Regions from separate parts of the Homo sapiens genome. Here region 2 is linked to region 1. The links are chromatin contacts, found by Hi-C or POLR2A ChIA-PET in ENCODE. All regions are on one chromosome and are shown on one strand. Each heading gives the region's core, a stretch centred on a gene start or an enhancer-like site at or near the end of the contact. The rest is flanking DNA. Distances are from core to core; before and after follow the strand shown. Region 1 holds the start of CCDC74B (coiled-coil domain containing 74B). Region 2 overlaps PTPN18 (protein tyrosine phosphatase non-receptor type 18).

Region 1 (6,871 bases), core at 3,057-5,556:
AGAGGTTGCAGTAAGCCGAGATCGTACCACTGTACTCCAGCCTGGGTGACAAGAGACTCCTTCTCAAAAAATAAATAAATAAAAAAAGTGATAAATTGGCAGCTGGCGCCAGGGACAGGCCATTTCCTGATGGGCCACACCTATTTCACTAAAGTGTTAATTGAATGCAGATTCCAGGGAGAATCAACTTCCCAGGCATGTGCATTAAGAGACAAAGTGGTGGAGTATGACCTTCGGGGGGCACCCCACCCAAAAACCTCAGATGGGCATGCATACAGTTTCCTAAACACACTGCATGTGTTTAGGAACTCCCAAGGGTAAGGAGGGTACTGTACATGTGGGCAGCCCACCCTAAGGGAAGGATCATGGGAAAGGGGCCAGTCTAGAAAGTCCTAGGATCAAGGTTAAACACCACACTTGACTTTCATGTGCCCACTTAGGTCTCTTCCAAGCGTACTTTCCTTTCTTTCCTGTTCTAAAGCCTTTTAAAATACACTTCCACTCCTGCTCTGAAACTTGCTTCGGTCTCTTTTTCTGCCTTATGCCCCTCAGTCGAATTCCTTCTTCTGAGGAGCCAAGAATTGTGGTTGCTGAAGACCCATCCGGATTCACTGCCAGTGACTTGGACACCTTCCACTGCTAACACTATTAACTCGGACACCTTCCACTGCTAACACAATAACACTGGGTTATTGTGTTTATTTGGAGAGTGCGTATGGTTTAAGGAGATGTGTATGGGTGCCAGGTTGACAAGGGGTGGACTTGTGATGGTTAATTCTATATGTCAGCTTGTCTGGGCCACCGGATGCACTCATATCTGGTTACACATTATTTCCTGGCAGGTCTGTAAGGGTGTTTTCAGAAGAAAGTGGCATTTAAATTGGTGGTGCAAGCAGCCATGCATGCATTTCTGGAGTAGCTTCCCTATAGCTTGCAGGAACCAGAGCGGGCAATAAGAGCCCCATCCTCCAAATACTGGGGATCTGTGCTCTGATTGATGATGGCTGCTGTTGATTGTGAAAATGCAGACAAAGAGGCAGGCAGCCACTGCTGCAATCTCCACTGCTATGTTTGCAACGTCCCTCCTCAACCCTCACTGCCTCCCTGGGTACACACCTTCCAGGAGGTTTTTATGGATCAGCACCTCCTCCTGCCTTCATTTTTCTTTTCTCCTTCTTGGGAACCAGATGTTTAGGACTAGGACATTCAAAAGCAACCATATACCAGGCACAGTGGCTCATACCTGTAATTTCAACACTTCTGGAGGCTGAGGGAGGAAGATTGCCTCAGCCCAGGGGTTTGAGACCAATCTGGGCAACATAGCAAGACAAAAAAAAAAAAAAAAATTAGCCAGGCGTGGTGTGTGCCTGTAATCCCAGTTACTAGGGAAGCTGAGGCAGGAGGATGGCTTGAGCCCAGGAGTTCCAGGCTGCAAGTGAGCTATAATCGCGCCACTGCACTCCTGCCTGGATGAATTTCTCTCCACTCAGGATATCCTCCCTCCCAGCAATAATATTGCTACCATTCATTCCAGCTATCCATAAACCATAATTACTAAATACATGTTGCCATAATTTTTTTGAACAACCTGTCATCTATTAAAAATAATAATAAAGATTATATTTTATTTTACTTTATTCCTTCTCTAATGCACTTCCCTTTTTTTAGATCCAAATTTCCTATATCTTTTTCCTTCTTTTTTTGAAACAGGGTCTCTCTGTGTTGCCCAAGCTGGAGTGCAGTGGTGCAATCACGGCTCGCTGCATCTCAGCCTTCTCAGTAGCTGGGACTGCAGGTGTGCACCACCATGCAGGCAAACTTTTTAGTTTTTTGTGGAGTCAGGGTCTGGCTATATTGCCCAGGCTGGTCTCTAACTCTTGGGCTCAAGAGATGCTCCTGCTTTGGCCTCTCAAAGTGCTGGGATTACAGGCATCAGCCATGCACCTGAGTTTTCATTTCTGTTGTGTTTTTGACTTCTTACATTTTCTTTTAGTTTTTTGAGATGGAGTCTCACTCTGTTGCTCGGGATGGAGTGCAGTGGCAGGATCTCAGCTTGCTGGAAACTTCACCTCCTGGGTTCAAGCAATTCTTTGGCCTCGGCCTCCTGAGTAGCTGGGATTACAGACATGCACCACCATGCCTGCCTTTCTTTTTTCTTTTTTTTTTTTTGAGATGGAGTCTTGTTCTGTCGCCCAGGCTGGAGTGCAGTGGCATGATCTTGGCTCACTGCAAGCTCCGCCTCCCGGGTTCACGCCATTCTTCTACCTCAGCTTCCCGAGTAGCTGGGACCACAGGCGCCCACCACCATGCCTGGCTAATTTTTTGTATTTTAGTAGAGATGGGGTTTTACCGTGTTAGCCAGGATGGTCTCGATCTCCTGACCTCATGATCCGCCCGCCTCGGCCTCCCAATAATTTTTGTATTTTTAGTAGAGATGGGTTTTCACCATGTTGCCCAGGCTGGTCTTGAACTCCTGACCTCAAGTGATTCACCCACCTCGGCCTCCCAAAGTGTTGGGATTAGCGGTGTAAGCCACTGTGCCTGGCCAACTTCTCACATTTTCTTTTCTTTTCTTCTTCTTTTTTTTTTTTTTGAGATGGAGTCTTACTCTGTTGCCCAGGCTTGAGGGCAGTGGCATGATCTCGGCTCACTGCAACCTCCACCTCCTGGATTCAAGCAATCCTCCCACCTTAGCTTCCCAAGTAGCTGGAATTACAGGTGCATGCCACCACACTAGCTAATTTTTGTATTTTTTAGTAGAGATGGGGTATCACCATGTTGGCCAGGCTGGTCTTGAGCTCCTGACCTCAAATGATCTGCCCAACTCAGCCTCCCAAAGTGCTGGGATTACAGACATGAGCCACCCTGCCTGGCCTTCACATTTTCTTTAGATTATTTCTTAGAACGTCTACCTCTCTGTTCCCATTATCAGTCTGTAATCTCATGTTGTCCACTTTTTCCATTAGAGCCCTTAGCATATTAATCATAGTCGTATTCCATTTCTTGGTCTGATAATTCCAACATCTCTGCCATATTTAAGTGTGGCTCTGATGCTTGCTGTGTCTTCGAACTGTGTTGTTTTTTATTATGCCTTGCAAGTTTTTGTTGAGGGCTGGTCATGCTCAACCAGTAAATGGACTTTCTGTGTGAAGTTTTATGTTGGTCTGGTTAGGGGTTGTGCCATGTGTGCTGTTTGTTAACTGGAGGTGTCAGAGGCTTAAACCTCCTCTAGTGTCTTAGTTTTTGTCTCCCTGTTGTCTTTACGGTTTCCTAGAGATTTCTCGAATAAGCTCTGAGATGAGCAGTTCTTTCACTTGTATCCCCTGTTATTATACAGGAGCCCCGCTGATGTGGCAGTAAGATGTGGGGAAGGAGAGCCAGAGCAGGCTGGGGTTAGCTATGTTCCCTTCCTCCAGGTTTGTTGGTGTCTGGCAAAATTATGATTGGCCTGGCTGTGATTTTTTTTTTTTTTGAGGGCAGGCCTTGTAAAAAAAAAAAAGACTTTTTATTTTTATTATTTTTAAATTTATTTATTTATTTATTATTTTTTTTTTTTTTGAGACAGAATCCCACCCTGTCGCCCAGGCTGGAGTGCAATGGCGCGATCTTGGCTCACTGCAACCTCCACCTCCTGGGTTCAAGTGATTCTCCTGCCTCAGCCTCCGGAGTAGCTGGGATTACAGGTGTGAACCACTGCGCCCGGCCTCTTATTTTTAGGCAGCATCTCACTCTGTCACTTAGGCTGGAGTTCAGTGGTGCCATCATAGCTCACTGCAGCCTCGACCTCCGGGGTTCCAGCAATCCTCCCACCTCAGCCTCCCGAGCAGTTGGGACTACAGGCGCAAGCCACCATGCCCGGGTTTTTTTTCTTTTAATTTTTATAGAGACAGGGGCTCACTTTCCATCCAGGCTGGAAAGGATGCCTTTTATTATTATTATTATTATTATTATTATTATTATTATTATTTTAGATAGAGTCTCTGTCGCCCAGGTTGGAGTGCAGCGGTGCGATCTCGGCTCACTGCAACCTCTGCCTCCCGGTTCAAGCTATTCTCCTGCCTTAGCCTCCGGAGTAGCTGGGATTACTGGCTCCCGCCACTACGCCCGGCTAAATTTTGTATTTTTAGTAGAGTCGGGGTTTCGCCATGTTGGTCAGGCTGGTCAGGAACTCCTGACCTCAAGTGATCCGTCCGCCTCGGCCTCCCAAAGTTCGGGGATTACAGGCGTGAGCCCCGGCGCCCAGCCCTGGATGCCTTGTAAATCACTACTCACCCAGGAAGAGCCAGCGACAGGCCCCGCCCCCGCCAAACGCCTGGCGCCCTCCGTCGCCCGGTTTCCATGGTGACGGGGCGCCAGGCTAGGGCGGCCTGGCCACTGAGCCGGGGTGCAGTGGCAGCGGGAGAGTACCTGGCGATGGCGATATGAGCGGTGCGGGGGTGGCGGCTGGGACGCGGCCCCCCAGCTCGCCGACCCCGGGCTCTCGGCGCCGGCGCCAGCGCCCCTCTGTGGGCGTCCAGTCCTTGAGGCCGCAGAGCCCGCAGCTCAGGCAGAGCGACCCGCAGAAACGGAACCTGGACCTGGAGAAGAGCCTACAGTTCCTGCAGCAGCAGCACTCGGAGATGCTGGCCAAGCTCCATGAGGAGATCGAGCATCTGAAGCGGGAAAACAAGGGTGAGCCGGCGCGGGGCCCTAGGCCGGCCCTGCCTCCCCAGGCACACTCAACACTGCCGCTCCCGCAGCACAGAAACACAGCCATCAACTCCAGCACACGCCTGGGCTCAGGGGGAACACAGGACGGTAAGCCCGCCCTGCCACGCTGAGCTGTCCCCTCCTCCCAGAGGGAGACCCGCGTGGCCCCCGGGCAGTGCCGAACCTGTCTGCCTGTCTCCTAGGGCAGCAGCATTTCAGATGCTGACTCCGCCAGTCCTCTCCTCTCCAAGCAGGGTCAGACACACCTCTGTTAAAAACTTTATAGAGGGGCCCGGGCGCGGCGGCTCACGCCTGTAATTCCAGCACTTTGGGAGACCGAGACGGGCGGATCGCGAGGTCAGGAGATCGAGACCATCCTGGCTAACACGGTGAAACCCCGTCTCTACTAAAAATACAAAAAGTTAGCTGGGTGTGGTGGTGGGCGTCTGTAGTCCCAGCTACTCGGGAGGCTGAGGCAGGAGAATGGCGTGAACCCGGGAGGCGGAGCTTGCAGTGAGCCGAGATCTTGCCACTGCACTCCAGCCTCGGTGACAGAGCGAGACTCCGTCTCAAAAAAAACAAAAACAAACAAACAAAAACTTTATGCAGGGAAACGTGCCCAAGTGCGAGTGCGCAGCTCAGTGAATTTCTTCCAGCTAAACACATCGGATCAGGAGCAGGCATTCCCCCGCCCCCCACCCCGTCCCCGCTTCGCCTGTGCCCATGCTGTCCTCCGGCGGGGCCTTCCCAACTGCACCCTTAGCTGCTCCTCACCCCCACGCCCCCCTTTCTCCCTCCCTCCTCCCCCACCCCTCCTGCCCCGAGCAGGAGGAGGGCCCGCCAGGATGTGGGATGTGGCTCCGCTCCTCGCTCTTGCTTCAGGAGGGCTCCAGCAAGGGCACCAGTGCCCGCGGCCTCCTCTCCCGCCCCGTTCCCTGCTGCTGCCTTACCTGAGTGCCGAGTATCCCATCACCAGGCGTCTGTTTTGTCAGGACCCCGCTTCCCCATGTCTTCTTGAGCCTCAGGACGCCCCGTTCCTCATATCTTCTTGAGCCTCCCCCCAGTCCCTGATGCCCACGGGATCATGACACCGCCATAGCCAGGGATTCCAGAGTTCACCTCTGTACCCCTAAAGCCCAGGTTCTGCCTGGCAGTGTGGACGCCCTCCAGTCATCTCAGATGGATGAGGCTGATATGCCAGGTGGGCTCTGCCTAGGGAACAGGCAGGGGCCACTCCTGGCCTGACACCCACGACAAAGGCATGGTGGAGAGCGGGATCCATGGGGCAGGGCCCAATCAGCCAGTGGGGGGGCAGGACTTTCGGGCTCAGCAGCCAGGAGAGGACAGGCCAGGCTTCTTCTCTCAGAATGGCTGTGGTTTCACAAGTGCTGAGGAGAGCGTGTGCTTGCTTTCAGATCTCCGTTACAAGCTCATAATGAATCAGACATCACAGAAGAAAGGTGAGAACTGGGCCCTTCAGTTCCTGATGGGATGCTCTTGCCACCCAGGGGAGCCCCTCCAGACTGTCCTTGCCCACCTGGCTGCACTGGCCCCTGTATGCCAACCCAGTGGGGACAGGTTCTGGGGGACCTGGACAGATGCCGCTACCTCTAGCCGTGGCTGGATGATGTTACGCAGCCAAGCACAGCACGTGCTGCTCTCAGGAAGCCCAGGGCCTGAGGTCATTGCAGTGGGGAGGTGGGCACAGGGTGCTCCCCAGACCTCCCTCCTCCAAGTAGAGCTGAAATGGGAAGGAACCCCTGGGACAGCCCCTGCCCTGCTAGATCTTTGCCTCAGATTGCTGCTGTGGCCAGGCCCAGGATCTCCAGCCCTATGGCTCTGAGTCCTGACATGCTGGGGGCCCAGGGGCTCTGGACACACTCCATCCAGGGATCCCTTCCTGCCATCTGGGCAGCAACCATGGGGACAAAGGGAGGAAGCAGAGTCCTGTTTCCTTGCCACTTGTCCAAGGCACTTCCCCATCCTGACAGCGGCCCCCACCCAGCCCAGGATTCTGGGTTGTGGTCTCGAGCTCACTTCCCGTTATCTTTGGGGCTGGGGCTGACATCAGGAGGACATCTGACTGGTGGATGGAGCCAGCCTGGGAACATCGTAGCTGGGGCAGTGCCTAGGGCTCTCCCTTCCCAGAGAGACATGGAGAATGGGGTTGAGGGAGGGCCCT
Region 2 (6,871 bases), core at 3,923-6,422, 230 kb before region 1:
CAAGTGCTCTGAGGAGCAGTGTGAGGGAAGAGAAATTCTGGAGAGGGAGAAGGCCCCACATCCCCAGGGCAGGTGAGATGTGAGCTGGGTCTCCCGGGATGAAGGAGACTGGGCCGAAGGAGAGGGTAGGGAGGAGCACTCCAGTAAGGCAGTGAAGTTTGGTGGAGCACTGACCGGGTGGGAGGCAGGAGAGGAGGTGGGAGTAGGGCCTGGAGGGTAAGGTTACCAGGGGCTGAGAAGCCATTAGACTCTCAGCAGCAGCCCTGAGCTCTTGAGCCTGCCCTTTGTTTTTTATCAAGCCCCCCCCCCCACCATGTTAGTATCAGGGAAGCTCAGGGGATCCCTATTGCAAGTGGCAATTCCTCACCCTCCCCTTCTGCTTCATGAGGTCAGATATCAGCTGCCCAATATCCAGCAGCAACTTTTAATACCATGTTTTGTTTCTGAAGGTAGCAAGGACATGTAAGCTTGGGAGTATGTGAAAAAAGCACTGAATCGAGAGTTAGGAAACAGAAACAAAGTTTTCATCAATTATGTAAAGCAGCTCTCTGCCCCTGAGATTGGAAACCAACCTAACCACAAATGGGGCCTAGTTTTCTCTCAGGACGTCACGGTCTAAGACAAACAAATGCCATACAAAGGAGAGAAGTCAAGGCAGGGGATGTTGAAAGCAGAAAAGGAGAAGTAACTAACTCCTGTGAAAAGGAGGCATCATCAGATCCGATCCTACTTGGAAACTGACAGCTGAGCCTTCACTGTTCCTACTGGGTCAGAAACAAAGCAACACGAGTATGGTGCCTGCAACGGTCCCATTGACCCCCACATCCCATGGGGGTTTGTGAGAGCCCAGACAGATGCTGTGCACCCAGTGGGCTGCACTGCAGAAGAGGAGCCCTGAGCTCAGGGCATATCCAGAAGGAAACATCACCTGCTGCAGTGTCCTATTGCAAACACAGCTCTGAGATGCCCAGTTCAGGAGCGGCCAGGCCTTGCATTCCTGGATACCCAGTGTGTGAGTTTCCTGTGGCTGCCATAACAAATGACTATAAACCGTGTGGCTCAAAACATGTTTATTCTCTTACAGTTCTGAGGTCCCAAAGCCTGAAACTGACGGGTCAGCAGGGTGGTTCCCTCTACTGTCTGTGAGGGAGAATCGGCCAGGCCTCTCTCCTGGCCCCTGGTGGTTTGCTGGCAATCTTTGGCATTCCTTGGTTTGCAGACACTTCATCCCCATCTCTGCCTCCATCTCAATGACCTTCTTCTCTTTGTCTCTGCGTCTCTCTCTCTTTTCTCTTATAAAGACATCATTGGGTTTAGGGCCCATCCTAAATACAGGATGATTTCATCTCCAGGTGTTTTAATTACATTTGCAAAGACCCTTTTTCCAAATAAGGTCGCATTCACAGGTTCTAGAAGTTAGGACTTGGACCTATCTTTTTGGGGGCCACCATTCAACCCACTACCTCCAGGAAAGACCTGTAGGAGAGCAAGAGACGGGTGGAGGATTGCCTCTCCCATTGCTGAGCTTTCTTAACAAGAGAACGGTTTTTATGTCAGCCTGAAGTAGTGATCTACATGAGCAAAGACATGGGTCTGGAAAGAGGAAAAGAATATTTGAGACAAGGTGTCATACTTTACTAGAAGTGAGGAAACCCGGAGTAAATGGTGTGAGATAAATCAGCCTGCACACTTCCTAAGTGTCAGCACTGTTCTCGGAGCTGGGACAGTAGCTGTAAACCAAACAAAAACTCCTGCCCTCACGCAGCTTACATTCTGATCAGGAGAGACAGGAAACAATATTAAGAGGTAAATGTTCAAATATATTAGAGGCAGAATCTAGGAGAAAAGTATCCAAGGCAGAGAGAATAACCAGGGCAAATGCCTGAGTGGAAACTGTGCTTGCCATGCTGGGCCAGGAGTGAGGCTACTGGGTGTGAAGTCAGAAACCAAGAAGGCGCAGAGACTGGACCCTCCTCGCATGCTGACAAGGTGGCCTGCACAGCTCCACATCACATGCACATGTGTATAAAACACCAGACCAAGGCCGGGAGCAGTGACTCACGCCAGTAATCCCAGCACTTCGTGAGGCAGGGGCAGGTAGATCACGAGGTCAGGAGTTCGAGACCAGCCTTGCCAACGTGGTGAAACCCCATCTCTACTAAAAATACAAATATTAGCTGGGCATAGTGGTACACGCGTTTAATCCCAGCTACTTGAGAGGCTGAGGCAGAAGAATTGCTTGAACCTGGGAGGCGGAGACAGAGGTTGTAGTGAGCCAAGATTGCGACATTGTACTCCAGCCTGGGCGACAGAGCAAGACTCCATCTTTGGGGAAGAAAAAAAGGAAAAACAGACCTCTGAATCGGAGAAATGGACAGTTTATTACTCACAGTGAACACAGCAGCCAGAACAGTATCTTTAGTCACTTTCCCATGCCCCTATTCCCAAGAAGAGGGCATGTGGATCGTACCAGCTGGGCAGGCAGTGGGTCTGCATCCCAGGAGAGGGACCCGAAACTGGGAGACTTGGAGATTTTATCAGGGCTGTGGAGGACCTGCCTTTCTTCTCCTCCAGAGATAGATGACTCATTATCCAGCAACACAGAGGTCAGCACCGACCTCACCAGCAGCAGGCTCACAGGAGTGGCAGGGGCATTGGGAGAGTGGGAGGCAGCACAGGGTCAGCTCTTTCACGAAAACAGAGAAACGGGGCAGCTCTAGAGTGGGAGTAGGGGCACAGAGAACAGGAAGGAAAGGCGGCCGGCGAAGGTATGATATCACACCAGCTCCCACTGTGGGCACCCAAACCCAAGCCTCCTGGGAAAGTCTGGGAACTGTTAAAAATCCACACCTCAGCATCACCCTGCCAAGGGGTGGGGTGGGGTATGTACACATCCCCATCATTCCTTGATTGAAGGCTGCAGGAGAGTGGAGTTCATGCCAAGGCACTTGAGATCGACCATGGATGCAGCCAGGCAGAGGCAGAGGAAGGCCAGCCCTATCCCAGAGAAGGGCAGGACAGGGGTGGACATGGGGCCCAGGGCACTGTGGCAGTGCATACAGGGACCTGGGCAGGCACAGTGTCAGTCAGAGGTCCAGAGACCTGAAAGTGAGAGGGGCGGGACCCTTGAGGTTCAGGGAAAGAGCATCTTATACTTTTTCCATTTTGCAGTGACTTGGAGATTTGTCCACACCAGTGCACAGAGACGTGTCCTCCTTTTATTTCTTTTAACAGCCGCTTAATGTTTTATCCTAGCAGGAACCCTACCATGGGCCATTTAAAGTGTTTCAAATCTTAGGGGGCTGAGCCTGGTGGCTCACACCTGTAATCTCAGCACTTTGGGAGGCTGAGGCAGGAGGATTGCTTGAGGTTGGGAGTTCAAGACCAGTCTGGGCAACATGGCAAAAACTCATTTCTTAAAAAAAAAAAAAATTAGACCTGTAGTCCCAGCTACTCGGCAGGCTGTGTGAATAGTAAGGGGTCAGTCTGGTTGGGAGTCTGTCTGGCGGGGGTCTGGCTGGGGTCTGCCTAGATAGGTCCTGATTTGCTGGGGGTCCATCTGTCTGAATAGCTGGAGATGTGTACTCATTTGGGGGACTTGTCTGTCAATCTGGAGGATCATGTCTGACTAGCTGGGGTCCATCCATCAAGACATCAAGATGAGAGTCTGGCCGGCTGGCTGGGATGTCAGGATTCCATGTGGCTGATGTCTGCCTGTCTGGCAGTCCATCTGGTTGGTTAGGAGTCTGTCTGGCCAGAAGGTCTGTCAGCCAGCCAGCCCACCTGAGGGTGGGGGTGGGGTCTGAGAACTCTGTGTATCTGTTCAGCAGGGGATCTGTTTATATCTGTCTAGTAATCTAACTTAGGGGGTCCACCTGGCTGTCCAGCTAGCAGAGATGTCTGTCTTTTGGGGGCTCTGTTTGGTGGTCTCTCTGGCTGCACTGGTCTATCAAGCTGTTGGCTGGTCTCTCTCTCTCTGGCTGGGGATCCCTTTGTCCACCTGTGGACTGTATCTCTGAAGCTTTGGCTGTCTGTCCAGGTTGGTGGTCCATCTGTCTGTCTGCCTATCTGGAGGTCTTTTTATCGGTCTGCCTGGGGTTAATCTGCTTGGCTGTGGTTATGCCTGGCTTAGTTCTGCCTGGATGGCGAAGTGTCCATCCACTTCTCTGTGTGGTCCCCTGAGTGTCCAAGTGAGGGAGGCTCAGGTGCTGAGGATGGACTAGTGCTGTGTGGTGAGGAGAGCAGTCTCCGGAAGCTCATCTGTCCCTTCTCCCCTTCATAACTCAGGGGTCATGCCCCTTCCTGATCTTCTTTCTTGAATCTGCTCTGTGCAGCCTCACCAGCCACTATACCCTAGCTACCTCCTCCAGCCTCAAGCCTTGAATGCTACAGTCATTGGGGCAAAGCCCCCACATTTCCCACCCTGAGAAACTTTAACTTTGATCCAGGCCCACTGTTTCCATTCTGCGCACGGCGCTCAGCAGCACCGGGGCATCAGCAGTCCGAGCTCACAAGAGGCAACAGGCAGGAACTGGCGTTAGACTTACACCCGGGTCCACTCAGCAGGCGGGTCCCGGGGACCCTTCGGCCTCCCAATGCGCAGGTTGAAACCTGGGAGAAGAAGGGTGCCGTGGGTCTCATGGAGAAGCTGAGGTGTGTGGAAGCTGGCAGACATGAAGAAGGCCATCCCCCCGCCTCCAGGTCCTCCTGGTTCACTGCAGCCACATCCACAGGACTAAGCTCCATGCCCCATCAACCCCAGACTCCTGGGTTCACTCAAAGCAGCAAAGTCCCAGCAACCCAGGCTCTACCTGACTTACCTAGCCCACCGGTCTGAGCTCCACCCGCCACGTCCTCGTAGGCGCCAGATCCGGCAGGACTTTGGTCAGCAGGAACTGAGGGCAGCAGACCCCCCACGGGTCAGCTCCGGAAGCCCCAGGGAGTCCCAAGACCCCACCCCTAGCGGGGACGCTTCCCCGGAGGCCCGAAGGGGAGAGCCGAGGGCGCCGGGCGGGAGAAGGCACACACCCCGGACGTGGCCTCCAGCCTTTGGGCGCGGCCAAGACAAGTATTGCCAGGAACCCTGCCCCTGGACCGCGACTGCGACCGCCAGGGGGCGCTTCCGGGGCGTGGCCAGGGACGCCTGGACATCAGCGTCGGGGCGTGGCCAGGCTAGCGGCTGGGGTCCCCGCGGCCGCCAGGGCCTGACGGACCACTGCAGGATGGTTCCGCCCTGCGGATCACAGCAGGATGATGCCCTGAGAAGGAGCAAGCCTCGACTCACCGCGGCCAGGCAGCGTCCCCCTCGCGTCCTCCGCGTGCGCCCCGGGTCGCTGGGCGCGCGGCGTCACCTTGCTGTAGAGCGGCGCCTCCTCCGCGCTGCGCGCCCCCGTCCCCGTCCCCGTCCCCGTCTGCGTCCCACTCCCGGCGCCCGCTGGAGCCCCGCGCTTCTGCACCACCGCGTAGGTGTCAGCCATGGCGTGGCCCGGGGACCCGGGCACAGAGATGCTCCTGCAGGCAGGGAGGGCCGGGAGGAAGTGAAACGGCGGCGCTGGGCAGGGCGGGAGTGGGGAGGCTGCTCAGCGCGCAAACCACGGGCTTCCTTCCCGCCGAGGCGGTGCGCTAGATGGGAGGGAGGGCTCCTTGGGTTGGAGGCCTCGCTTCTGTGTCCCTAGCGCCCTGCAAGTTAGGGGGATGAAGGAGGAACGGGGTCAGCCTGGAGGGTAATTTGGGGCAGAGTGTTGGTTTGAGGGGTGGTCATTTCTGTGTCAACGTCTACTGAACAAAAGAATGCGGAAGTGGCATAGAAGACAGGAAGGGATGGCCGCAAGGACAAGGGCCTTAAGTCTCCGCTGCGAAGGCGGCTCAATCCCATGTCCGCAGCACCCAACGTGCGGCCTGACAAGAAGGCGGCGTCTAGAATTATTTGCTGAATTTTTTTTGTTGTTTTTTTGAGACAGGATCTCGCTCTGTCGCCCAGGCTGGACTGCCGTGGTGCGATCTCGGCTTACTGCAACCTCCACCTCCCGGGCTCAAGCGACTCTCCTGCCTCAGCCTCCGGAGTAGCTGGGATTACAGGCTCTCACCAGCACGCCTGGCTAATTTTTGTATTTTTAGTAGAGACAGGGTTTCACCATGTTAACCAGGCTGGTCTCCAGCTGGGCTCAAGTGATCCGCCCTCCTTGGCCTCCCGAAGTGCTGGGATTACAGGGGTGAGCCACCTGAATTAAGGTTTGATTAGAGGATCCAGGAAAGGCCTAACTCAGAAGGCAGGGCAAGCCTTAGAGGCAGAGGCAAGGGGTAAATGAATCATCTTGGGATAATTGAATCATCTTGGGGTGGGTTCCCAGAGCTCAATTCGAAGAAAGGGCCAGCGAACACTTGGCGAAGTGAACAAGGAACGGACTGGTGTTCCAAGGATGAAGAAGGGGTTAGCCTGAGAAATTGGGCAGGGAAGAATCCGGGGATGGAGCCGGGTACCTGAGGACCCCTCCTGGTGGGCGGGGTATGGCGAGAAGTGCCTGGGGAGTCCGGAGGAAGAGGGCATCGTCGTAGAGTGGGGCACAATTCTGAAGAAAAACAGGAGGGGAGGCTCCTGAGGGAGGAAGCTGGCCAGGCCTCTCAAGGGGCTCTGGGAGAAAGCTTAAGATGGGAGAGCCTGATAAGGATGCCTGGAGGAGGGCACAGGTGGATGTCATAGTCAGTGCCTGCTCCCAGTAGTCCCGGGGGCTGGACCCTGCTCGGGGTCCTGGTCTCTGAGGGTGCTGATGGTGGACAGGAGAGTGGGAAAGGAGCCTCTGTACCTCTTTGATGTTCTGGTAGTGGGGGCTGGCATTCTGGAGTGTGGAGCAGAACATCTGAGCCACCGTGT

The links. Hi-C counts contacts between places; a loop is a spot of excess contacts on that map. ChIA-PET counts read pairs that join two places held with the same protein, here RNA polymerase II (POLR2A). Pooled maps may share reads with other maps.
Region 2: a pooled map shows a loop between it and region 1 (4-fold over the local background). The contact joins the enhancer-like site here to the promoter of CCDC74B in region 1. A Hi-C loop is called at or near these places in 4 of 50 pooled maps. POLR2A ChIA-PET finds 5 or more read pairs at or near these places in 2 of 52 experiments (activated CD4-positive, alpha-beta T cell and activated naive CD4-positive, alpha-beta T cell).

Annotation. Positions count from the first base shown.
Region 1 is chr2:130,142,547-130,149,417 of GRCh38, reverse strand. CCDC74B (coiled-coil domain containing 74B) reads left to right here and starts at 4,306. Exons shown (of 8, transcript NM_001258307.2): 1 at 4,306-4,671; 2 at 6,105-6,149. The coding sequence starts at 4,422. RefSeq lists an enhancer at 6,191-6,270.
Region 2 is chr2:130,370,897-130,377,767 of GRCh38, reverse strand. PTPN18 (protein tyrosine phosphatase non-receptor type 18) reads right to left here. Exons shown (of 15, transcript NM_014369.4): 11 at 6,804-6,871; 12 at 6,481-6,569; 13 at 5,285-5,511; 14 at 4,821-4,895; 15 at 2,363-4,611. The coding sequence ends at 4,544. Among named protein-coding and RNA genes, the nearest start is that of PTPN18, 18 kb to the right of the region's middle. RefSeq lists a silencer at 4,835-5,584 and an enhancer at 5,311-5,938. Within about 2 kb of position 5,172, at least 36 of the 41 ENCODE cell types and tissues checked have a DNase peak (open chromatin) inside an H3K27ac peak, as active enhancers do.